2 separate regions of the Mus musculus genome follow, and region 2 is linked to region 1. Evidence: chromatin contacts called from ENCODE POLR2A ChIA-PET data. All regions are on one chromosome and are shown on one strand. Each heading gives the region's core, a stretch centred on a gene start or an enhancer-like site at or near the end of the contact. The rest is flanking DNA. Distances are from core to core; before and after follow the strand shown.

Region 1 (4,533 bases), core at 1,096-3,595:
GTGGTAGCACATGCCTTTAATCCCAGCACTCAGGAGGCAGAGGCAGGTGGATTTCTGAGTTCGAGGCCAGCCTGGTCTACAGAGTGAGTTCCAGGACAGCCAGGCTATACAGAGAAACCCTGTCTCAAAAAAAAGAAGAAGAAGCAACCTGATGTCAAGTAAATACCTGGTTCTTGCTGAAGCCAATTCAAGTTCCAGTCAGAGATGAAAATGACCATATATTTTGTTTAGACATGTCCTATGAATCAAGGAGAGCAATCATGTTTTTTTTTTTTCTCGAATTCTGTTGACAATGCTAAGTAAGCAGCTCTTGCATTGTTCTATATGAGCAGTAAAGGGTGGGAGGCAAGCCTTTACACTTGCTGTAGACAGCCGGAGCAAGTGGGAAATGGTAGTCCTGAAGACAGACCGCAAATGGTAACTTCTAGAGGAAAAGTAAAACAATAACAAAGTCCTTCGATTGTTTTTTAAAAGGCTGGTATATAAATATTAGCAAAATCTGAAGTCCTGGTGCAGCAAGGGTCAAAATAAACATCGTCTTCCTTACAGTTTGGTGATTTTCAAAATCATACAAGTCTTCTATACCATGACAGAATAGGGGAAAAGAAACTAAGTCATATTTCTTGAATATAGGCCTAAAAGATGAGACAGGTATCAGTTACATATTGTAGAGTTTTATGTAAAAATTCAGAAAATATCATGATTAGGAAGTTTCACATACTTTCAGTGTAATATGAAGAGTAAAATATTCTACAGATAAACATTTCTTTAAAAAGAACTAGTTAGCCGGGCGTGGTGGTGCATGCCTTTAATCCCAGCACTTGGGAGGCAGAGGCAGGGGGATTTCTGAGTTCGAGGCCAGCCTGGTCTAAAGAGTGAGTTCCAGGACAGCCAGGGCTATACAGAGAAACCCTGTCTGGAAAAACAACAACAAAAAAAAAAAAAAAAAAAAAACAAAAACAAAAAGAACTAGTTTTACCTTTTATCCATCATATGTAACACAGTCATGTTTTATATATTTTCTGTAGCACTGAATTCTGTTGCCTCATCTCAGTTATTTGGAGAATGGTTAGGTACTTCATAGGGTAGACAACAAGCATGGTTTTCTGAGACAAACTTACTTGTTCGGATAAAAGAAACATTGTTGTTGTTTCAAGAAAAAGAACTTGTTACAATTTTCTACATAGCAACGTAGTTGTCTCTCCCGATTTTTTAAATGACTCATCGCTGTTGCAAGAAACTCTTGTGTAAAAAGGTTTCCAAGGGGAAAAAAAATTGATTTTAGCTAGAGTATTCATTTCGGCAACTTTTCTGGATAAATTGTATTCTCTAAAAATTCTAACACAACTTTCTCTTTGGAATATTCAAAAACATTTCGTAGCTAAGATTGGAAAAAGGCTTAAGCACACAGAATTTTCACTTAACCTCTTTTTCTTTTTCGTTTTTTAATCTTCATATAGGGATTTTCTAAGGTTATCTTAAAATTTGTCTGGGAATGGTGCTAGACGACTATAATCCCAGCATTGGACAGAGGGGCTCTGAGGCCGGAGAATAGCTGTGTGCTTCAGACTAGCCAGGATTACTTATCGAGACACTTTTTAAAACAACCATCAAATTATGCAACAACAACAAAAAACAAAAACAAAAAAACAAAAAAACGACAACCACAATTCGTGCTGGAGTTCGGCAAACTTTAACTCACAGCCACGTTTTTACCCCCAAGCACGCAGGCTCAAATTCATCTTGGAAGAATTCAAGGTAAAGTTTGCTCCATCGTGAATGCTTCATGGTCGAATCCATGACGATTCGAGATCAGGGAGTCGATGGTAGAGGTGTAGAAGGGTTAAGAGGTTACAAATCTTGTTACCCTGTTTCAACCTTGAATAAACCGAATTGCTGAAGGGTGGAGATCTGGAAAGCATTCCGAACATGCTTTCTAGACATTCTGAGTCGCGATTTCTACATCACCCAAGTCACTTAATTTTGGAAAGCAACATTAGCCTGGCTGATTTCGATAGTTTTTTATTTACACCCGGCATTGAGCAGACACTGCAGCCTACTGGACAAAGCTGGACGCCCTACGGGGTGGCCACAGGGCAGACTGATTTAACCACAGCTCTACAGGGAGCCTCACTGTCCGATCTATCCGCGGCCTTTCCCAGGACCGCGGACGGCGACCGCGGGTCCCAGCTCTCCGGTGCTGCTCCCGGCCCGCCGCTGGACGAAAGGAAAGAAACAGCCGCGGACCGGCCCCCGGCTGCGCATGCGCGGCGACGCCAACTCCGCTTCCTGAATTCTGGAGGAAGTGGCGTCGCGTTACTTCCGGCCTCCCTCTAGCTGCCATCTTGCGTCCCCGCGTGTGTGCGCCTTCTCTCAGCTGGTCTGCCCGAGACCCCCTGAGCGTGAACCTTAGTTCCCCGCGCGGCGCCATTTCCACTCCGACAAGGTACAGAAAAAAGGCCGTGGACGCCGGCGTGGGAGGAGACCGGGAGTTGGGGGTGGGGCGGGCGTTTCCCGGCAGGAGCGAGGCAGGGAGGGGACGGACGGAGCTGAGGAAAGCGATGCGACGGACGGGCGCTCCCACCCAGGCGGACTCTCGGGGGCGAGGGCGAGCCAGGGGCGGCTGGCCCGGGGCCGAAGCGACGCCCTCTCTCCCTCTCGGCGGAAGCCGAGGACGGGAGTCTCAGGTACCGCGAGGCCTGCGGAGAGTGGCCGGGCCGGGCAGGCCGTGGCGAGGCCTCGGCCCAGGCCGGGCAGGGCGGCGGGGAGCGGGGGATGCTCGGTCGCCGTGGGGCTGAGCCCGAGGCCGGGCCGGGCCGGGCGGGGGAGGGGCGAGGGGCCCTGTGCGCCCCGGCGAGCCTGGAGGGGTGAATTGGGGATCCAGGCCTCAGCCCGAGGGGGACGACGTTCTCCTGCGAGTGTAGCGGGAAATAACGAGCGTGGAATGCTGGAGGGGGGGCCCGGCCGTTCTTGTTCTTGGCTGAGGATTTTTTTTTTTCCTCTCTCTTTGTAGATGAAAGAAACAATCATGAACCAGGAGAAACTCGCCAAACTGCAGGCACAAGTGCGCATTGGTGGGAAAGTAAGTTTCTTTTTTTTTTTTCCTCCTTTCTTTTTCTCTCCTCTCTCTCTTCCAAAGTTCCGTTTGCATTTCTCACGTTGTTGGGTTTTTTGTTTTTTGTTTTTTTTGTTGTTGTTGTTGTTGTTTTTGGTTTGGTTGGTTGGTTTTTTGGGTTTTTTTTGTCACTTTGCTTGGCAGGGGACATTTCGCAAAGCTAGCAAATCCAAGGGAAATGAGACCAATACTAAGAGACAAGGAGGAGATAGATAGATAGATAGATAGTAGGGGTGAGGTCGGTCATCGAGTAGAGAAGAAAATAGCACTTAAAAACGGTGCCTTGCTTGCAAGAGGTTCAGGATTATGGCGCATATAAACAAATGTTACTGGATTTTATGAATGGGGGGGAAAGTATGTTCTCTGCCAAATCTTTGTGTACCGTGTACCCTTGACTTGTACAATGTTGGGGGTGGTTATTTTGTTACCTTTGAGTTGTCCTGAGATCCAACACATGTTTTGGTACATGCTAGAGGACCTCTCAACTCCCAAACTGCATTCCCACCCCATTTTTTTTAAAAGTAAGTTAACTGAAAGTATTGGCTTTTCCTGTTCTACTTAATGATTAGGTAATTTTATTATTATTATTATTATTATGAAGATCTTCTGCTCTTCTGCATTGCTTTCTGAACTAAATGCTCAACAGACTAATTGTCTTTTTTAGGGTATTTGAGGATACCTTCCTATTTAAATTCGTGAACAGTGTTAGGTTGGGAAATCCTACCTTAGCACATGTCTTTTGTTCCTCAACCTTTGTAATTATGCTACAGTGAGAGAATGCAAATGTGTTGGCAGGTTGGTTTCTCCAAGTGGATTCTGCTCTGAAAGAATTGAACTTGGTGTTGGTGCTGGGTCCACTCCAGATGAAGAGCTCCTTAGTTTCAAGTATCGAGTTAGCACATTCCTGGTGTTTAACAGGTTGAAGCATGGAGTCTCCGAGAAACCTGTGGAGCTTCCATAGTACAAGTTTATTACCTATTAAATTGTTCTAACTTTAACTTTTACTGAAGGTAAATCTTCAGTAGTCTTCTGAGAGATAAGGAAATGTGGAACGTAACATAACATAAGTTAGGAGAGTTGGCACCAGCAGTAAGCATCCTGTTTGCCTTTGCTGGCAATTGTAGTCTTCAGTTTGCACTCAGGACATTAACCTTAGATGCTTCTCGACCTTTTAATTTTAAGGCAGAAGCCTTCAGGTGCTAGGAAAAAGCTGGGCTTGTTTTCTTTCTTTTTAGTTTCTGGAGTGATGTGCTTGTGTGCAAGGTTGTTCCTCTTTAATTACTGGGTTTTATGTTTTAGCATCATCAATACATGGAAAATGAAAGCCTTCCAAGTCAGTCTCATAGGGATACTTTGTATCTAGTCTTTGTTAAGCTAAGACAATGTTTCCAGTTATAATATGGGAACATTTTTTCTGT
Region 2 (4,768 bases), core at 659-3,158, 37 kb before region 1:
CCCCAGCTGTCGCCCAACACAGTCTGGTCCAAGAATCCGAAGCGGCGAAAATGGGGGGCGCGGGGTCTCCGAGGACCGGGAGGGGCGAACGAAACCAACCCCCCCATCCGGAGAAAGAAGCCGGGAGTCCTACCTTCGCTCTCCCGCGCGCTAACGACGTTCCTAACAATTGGAAATCCTAGCAGTAAAGTTCTCCACACTGGACAGCGCTGTCCCTTGGTGCAGAGTCCCCAGCGCGGCGGACGAGGACACGGAGGAGGCGGCGGCCGCGGCGGCGACCACGAGCGAGCGGGTGAGCGCGACGGCGGGACCAGCAGCCGCCTGTACTGCGCAACCCCCGCCCCCGGGTCCCGGGGCGGTCCCGCTGGCGGCCCCGGACGAGACGTGCGCCCCGGCGGCCGCGGGACCCCGAGTGCGCCCGATGAGGCTCTCGATGGAGAAGGGCGAGCGTGCGAGCGCTGCGGCGCCCGGGCCTCCCGCCTTGACTGCGGCCGCCTGCAAAGGGCCGGGCAGGGCGGCAGCCAGCGCGTGTGACCGGTAGCCGAAGGCGGTCCGCGCCAGCTCGGCGGCCGCACCGGGAGGCGGCGGCGGAGGAGGAGGAGGCGGCGGGGGCGAGTGCGGATGGAAGGCGGCGGCGGCTGCCGCGGCGGCGGCAGCGAAGAGCGCGGAGGGCGGCGCGCAGGGTGGCAGCTGCAGGCCGTAGGCGCAGCCGTAGGCTCCGTAGCCGCAGGCGGGCGGTGGCGGCGGCGGCGGGAAAAGCGCGGCGCCCGGGTCCCCTGCGCCCGCCGCCGGCCCCGCACCGCGCAGCAGCAGCGCCTCGGCCGCCGCGTGGGGAGCGAGTAGCGGCTGGCGCTTGAAGCGCTTGCGGCGCCGCAGGAAGCTGCCGTTGTCGAACATATCTGCGGACTCCGGGTCGAGCGTCCAGTAGTTGCCCTTGCCCGGGTTGCCCGGTTCGCGCGGGATCTTGACGAAGCAGTCGTTGAGCGACAGGTTGTGACGGATGCTGTTCTGCCAAGCGGGGAACTTCTCCCGGTAGTAAGGGAAGCGGCTGCTGATGAACTCGCAGATCTCGCTGAGCGTCAGGCGCTTCTTGGGGCTCTGCAGGATGGCCATGGTGATGAGCGCGATGTACGAGTAGGGCGGCTTCACCAGCGGATTCTTAGCGCCCCCGCCCGTGCCCGCGCCCGTACCACCTCCCGCGCCGCCTCCCGCTCCGGCGCCGCTGCAGCCGCCCGACCCGGTCCCCGGGGCGGGCGCAGGACCCGGAGGCGCGGGGGACGCGGCGGGCCGGGAGGCCAGCAGCAGGTCATCGTCGTCCTCCTCCTCCAGGTCCTCGAGATCGTCCTCCCCGGCGTAAGAGCGCCTCCGCCGCTGGGCCGAGCTCGGCAACCGGGACCCGCCGCCGCCGCGGCCGCCGCCGCCCTCGTCGTCATCGTCCTCCTCCTCCTCGTCGTCCTCGCCCTCCCCCACCACGTCGATGTCTGTCTCCTCCGCGAGGCCGGAGGCATCGGACATCTCCGTGCTCAGGGTCATAGCTGGGGCGGCGCGGTGGCGCGGCGGCACATAGGGGCACCGGGCTCCCGGCTCCCTGGCCTCCCCAGGCCGATCCCGGAGCGGCGGACCCGGAGCGAGGACGCCACTCTGCGACGCGCGGCTGCAGGAGGTGGCTGGGGCCGCTCCGCTCCGCTACTTGGCGAGCAGGGCTGTGCGAGGTGTTTGCGCTCCCCGGCTCGGCGGGCACCGGGTGGCGGGCGCTCTAGACTTGACCTTTTCCACTGTGGTCCCTTTAGCCCGGTTAGTCCAGGAGGGGGTGGCTGGACCCTGGCGGGCCAGTCGGTGTCGGGCGCCCAGAAGGGCGCGGGAGGAGTGAGAATCTAGAAACGGAGCTCGGCAAGGCCAGGGCTGAGTCCAGAAGAGGGCGGACCTTGTCTGTGCTTATAGCAGAAGGGGGCCTGTCACATGGTGTGCACGTCAGAGCGCGGCCCAGGGAAGGAAAAGAAAGGCGAGGGAATCGGCGTGTAGGAAGAGAAAGTTCACCCGCAGGAGGGGCAGCAGCAAGAGTTGGAGACTGAAGCCCACTATTTCTTGCCAAGATATTGGCTATCCTGAATCCCACCCTAGCCAGCCGCGAGCCGACCCGAGAGCTACAGGAGTTCAAACCCCCAGCCTTATTCTCCCGGATTAGCCCTCAACCCTAATCTCAAGCGCTCCGGGGACGCTTCGATTGGACAACCCAGTGGCCTGTAGGAGTCATCCCACTGGGGACAACTGCTCTATGTGTGAGGTGCTCACTGGAATATTGAGCGAGGGAGTCTGGTAGGGTGTCCCAGCTCTCTGGACTGGGCCAGTCTCCGCCTGTGGAATCTGATGAAAAATCCCCCATTTTGAGCACGGTAATAATTGTTTATTGACCCTTTAACCCTTTCCCTTCGGTTCTTCTCCAAAGACGTTTGTTTTCCGCCATCTGTTAATAAAAATGCGGTTAGGCTGGCGTTTTGGTCATTTATCTGCAATTGAATGCCCTAGAGACTTGACAGCTAAACTAAGCCACTCTAATGAGAGCATCTCACAAATTCCATGGGAATAGAGCAAGCAATGGTTGAATGAGGAAAAGAAATAGAAAATTGTAATGAAAACCCAAACACACACAGAAATTACACATAGCAGCAACTCAAACACTGTTGAGATGTTAGGAAAAAGAGCGCTATACTTTTCAATAAAAGGTATTTCTAAAGGAGCATTTCACACTACTTTCTAAATACTGGAATTATTATAACTTACACACAGTGTTGTTCCGGAAGGATTGATAGTAGAAAGGACAGTAGCAAAGATGAACTTTGAGATCAATTTTTTATTTTGGAAAATACATTAAATGCTTTTTATACTCTTTTTTTTAAAAAAAAACCCGACTTTTAAATTTTAAATGCAGGATGCAACTCCACTCGATTCATTTTTCTTCCAAGTGGCAAGCTAATAGGGATGATTAAAGTATTATTCTGTTTTAAGGTCACCTGTGTTTACCACCAGCTAAATGTTTTGTTCTGGCTGGCGGGAAATCCGAATAATTGTGTAATCCGAATTCATTTTGATAGCCTAGCTTTCTGGATGTTTGCCTTTTCTGAGATGTTTCGATTTCAAATAGGGAACTTTGCCTTACCAGTTTAACTTTCTGGTTAAAATCGCCATTTGCCAAGAACTGAATAAAAATTCAATGGCTTTCTCTAGGAACAATCTCAAATGCTCTGTGTGTCATTGTATCAACCAAGTGTTTCTTACTTCCTGAAGTGACTTGTTCTAACTGGTATTCATCACAAAAATAAGCTGTTGCCCCATCTAATACTTCTTTTCAAATCAGATTTCGTTTTCTCCAATGGGTAACCACCAGTTCCACTTGTAAATGGTCTGTAAAGTCTACTAGAGATCTTTAAAAGATCTATGAGAATGCCTTGCGATCTGAACGCGTTGATTTTCATTGCCTCTCATTTGATGTATGACTGGACCATCTAATTATTGTAATGGGCTCTGATTAACCTGCGCCAACATTAATCAGGCAGCGAATGCTTTGTTGATGCAGACAGGCGTCCTAACCAAGGAGTCCACTTTTACATCAAAAGTTTAAGTTTTATTAGTGCTTGCCCGATATCTAAATAAACACTATGGTTTTCGCAGTGCTGAGGGCTGCTGCGTACAAACGTATTTGAAGATGGAATACAAGAAGAATTGTTCGCAGGTTATTAGTAACGTTAGAGGAAAATCTCTCTGCTCAAGATTTGCAATTTGTCTGTCCTAGAAGGGTCTGGGAGTTGAGAGCTTATGTTCCGTTTGCAATATCGCCCCCAAAGGGTTAAAGGGCTGTTTCCTGGAAATGTTTGGGGAAACGTGGTAAATTACCTTAAAGTCACTGGCGGGGGGCGAGGAATGTGGGGATTTGCTGGATTTGACAGACCACCTCAACACACTGGGATCAATGAAGGTACAGAACAGGTAACCAGAGATTTGAGTGAGCTTCACTAAAGCCATCTTTGGGCACTCCACCAGTTTTGTTTGCTTTAGTTAAGGTACCTATAGCCCCTTAGCTGTTCAGTCCAGAAATTTCCCAGCCTGGAAACCTTGCTGGGAATTCGTGCCTTGCTCATCCTCTTTCTGCCTTCCTGGTCCCTAGCTCTCAGAATCTCCTGACTCCCTGTCTTTTCTCCAAGGATGGAAAGTCCCCCATCCCATCCCATCCCATCCCATCCCATCCCATCCCATCCCATCCCATCCCATCCCCTCAAGCTAGTACAGGGGCCAGAAATCTTTCCCAGAGGTGGGCAGGACAGCCATTTGGAACCAAGAGCCATCCCCACTCCCATCCCCCACTCCTTGGCCTGAAAGCGCGCACCAAGAAAGCAGCTGGTGGTTATCCTTGCAATGTAGGAGCTCGGCAGAACTGCCCCCTGGTGGTAGTGTGGAGTCCTGCTGTCCCTTGGGTTGGCCTGGGCACCCGGTGCCACCGGTGCCACCGTGGTGGCTAGAAAATCCCCAGAGCAGAAAGTGTCTGGTAAGGCCCTAGATCTAGTAGTCTCCTCTGAGGGACAGGGACTGAGCCCGCACAACAGGCTTCTTCTCCTTGGGGTTCGAGTTAATCAGTTTTATTCTCACAGGCTGTTTGGGTCAGGGGCCTGAACCCCCCAGAGCTGAAGTCACAGGATTTGGCACCAGCTTTGGGAAGAAGGCTCTGCCTCAACTCCCTTCATCTTTGTCACAGGCCCAGAAAATTCCTTTGAGG

Evidence for each region. ChIA-PET counts read pairs that join two places held with the same protein, here RNA polymerase II (POLR2A).
Region 2: POLR2A ChIA-PET joins it to region 1 with 58 read pairs in Patski. The contact joins the promoter of Foxd1 here to the promoter of Btf3 in region 1. POLR2A ChIA-PET finds 5 or more read pairs at or near these places in 2 of 5 experiments (Patski and embryonic stem cell).

What each region holds. Positions count from the first base shown.
Region 1 is chr13:98,314,779-98,319,311 of GRCm38, reverse strand. Btf3 (basic transcription factor 3) reads left to right here and starts at 2,345. Exons shown (of 6, transcript NM_145455.3): 1 at 2,345-2,687; 2 at 3,014-3,082. The coding sequence starts at 2,562. It overlaps Gm9828 (predicted gene 9828), which reads right to left and starts at 2,196. Exons shown (of 4, transcript NR_137279.1): 1 at 1,703-2,196; 2 at 167-238.
Region 2 is chr13:98,351,385-98,356,152 of GRCm38, reverse strand. Foxd1 (forkhead box D1) reads right to left here and starts at 1,908. Exons shown (of 1, transcript NM_008242.2): 1 at 1-1,908. The coding sequence starts at 1,533. The coding sequence ends at 163.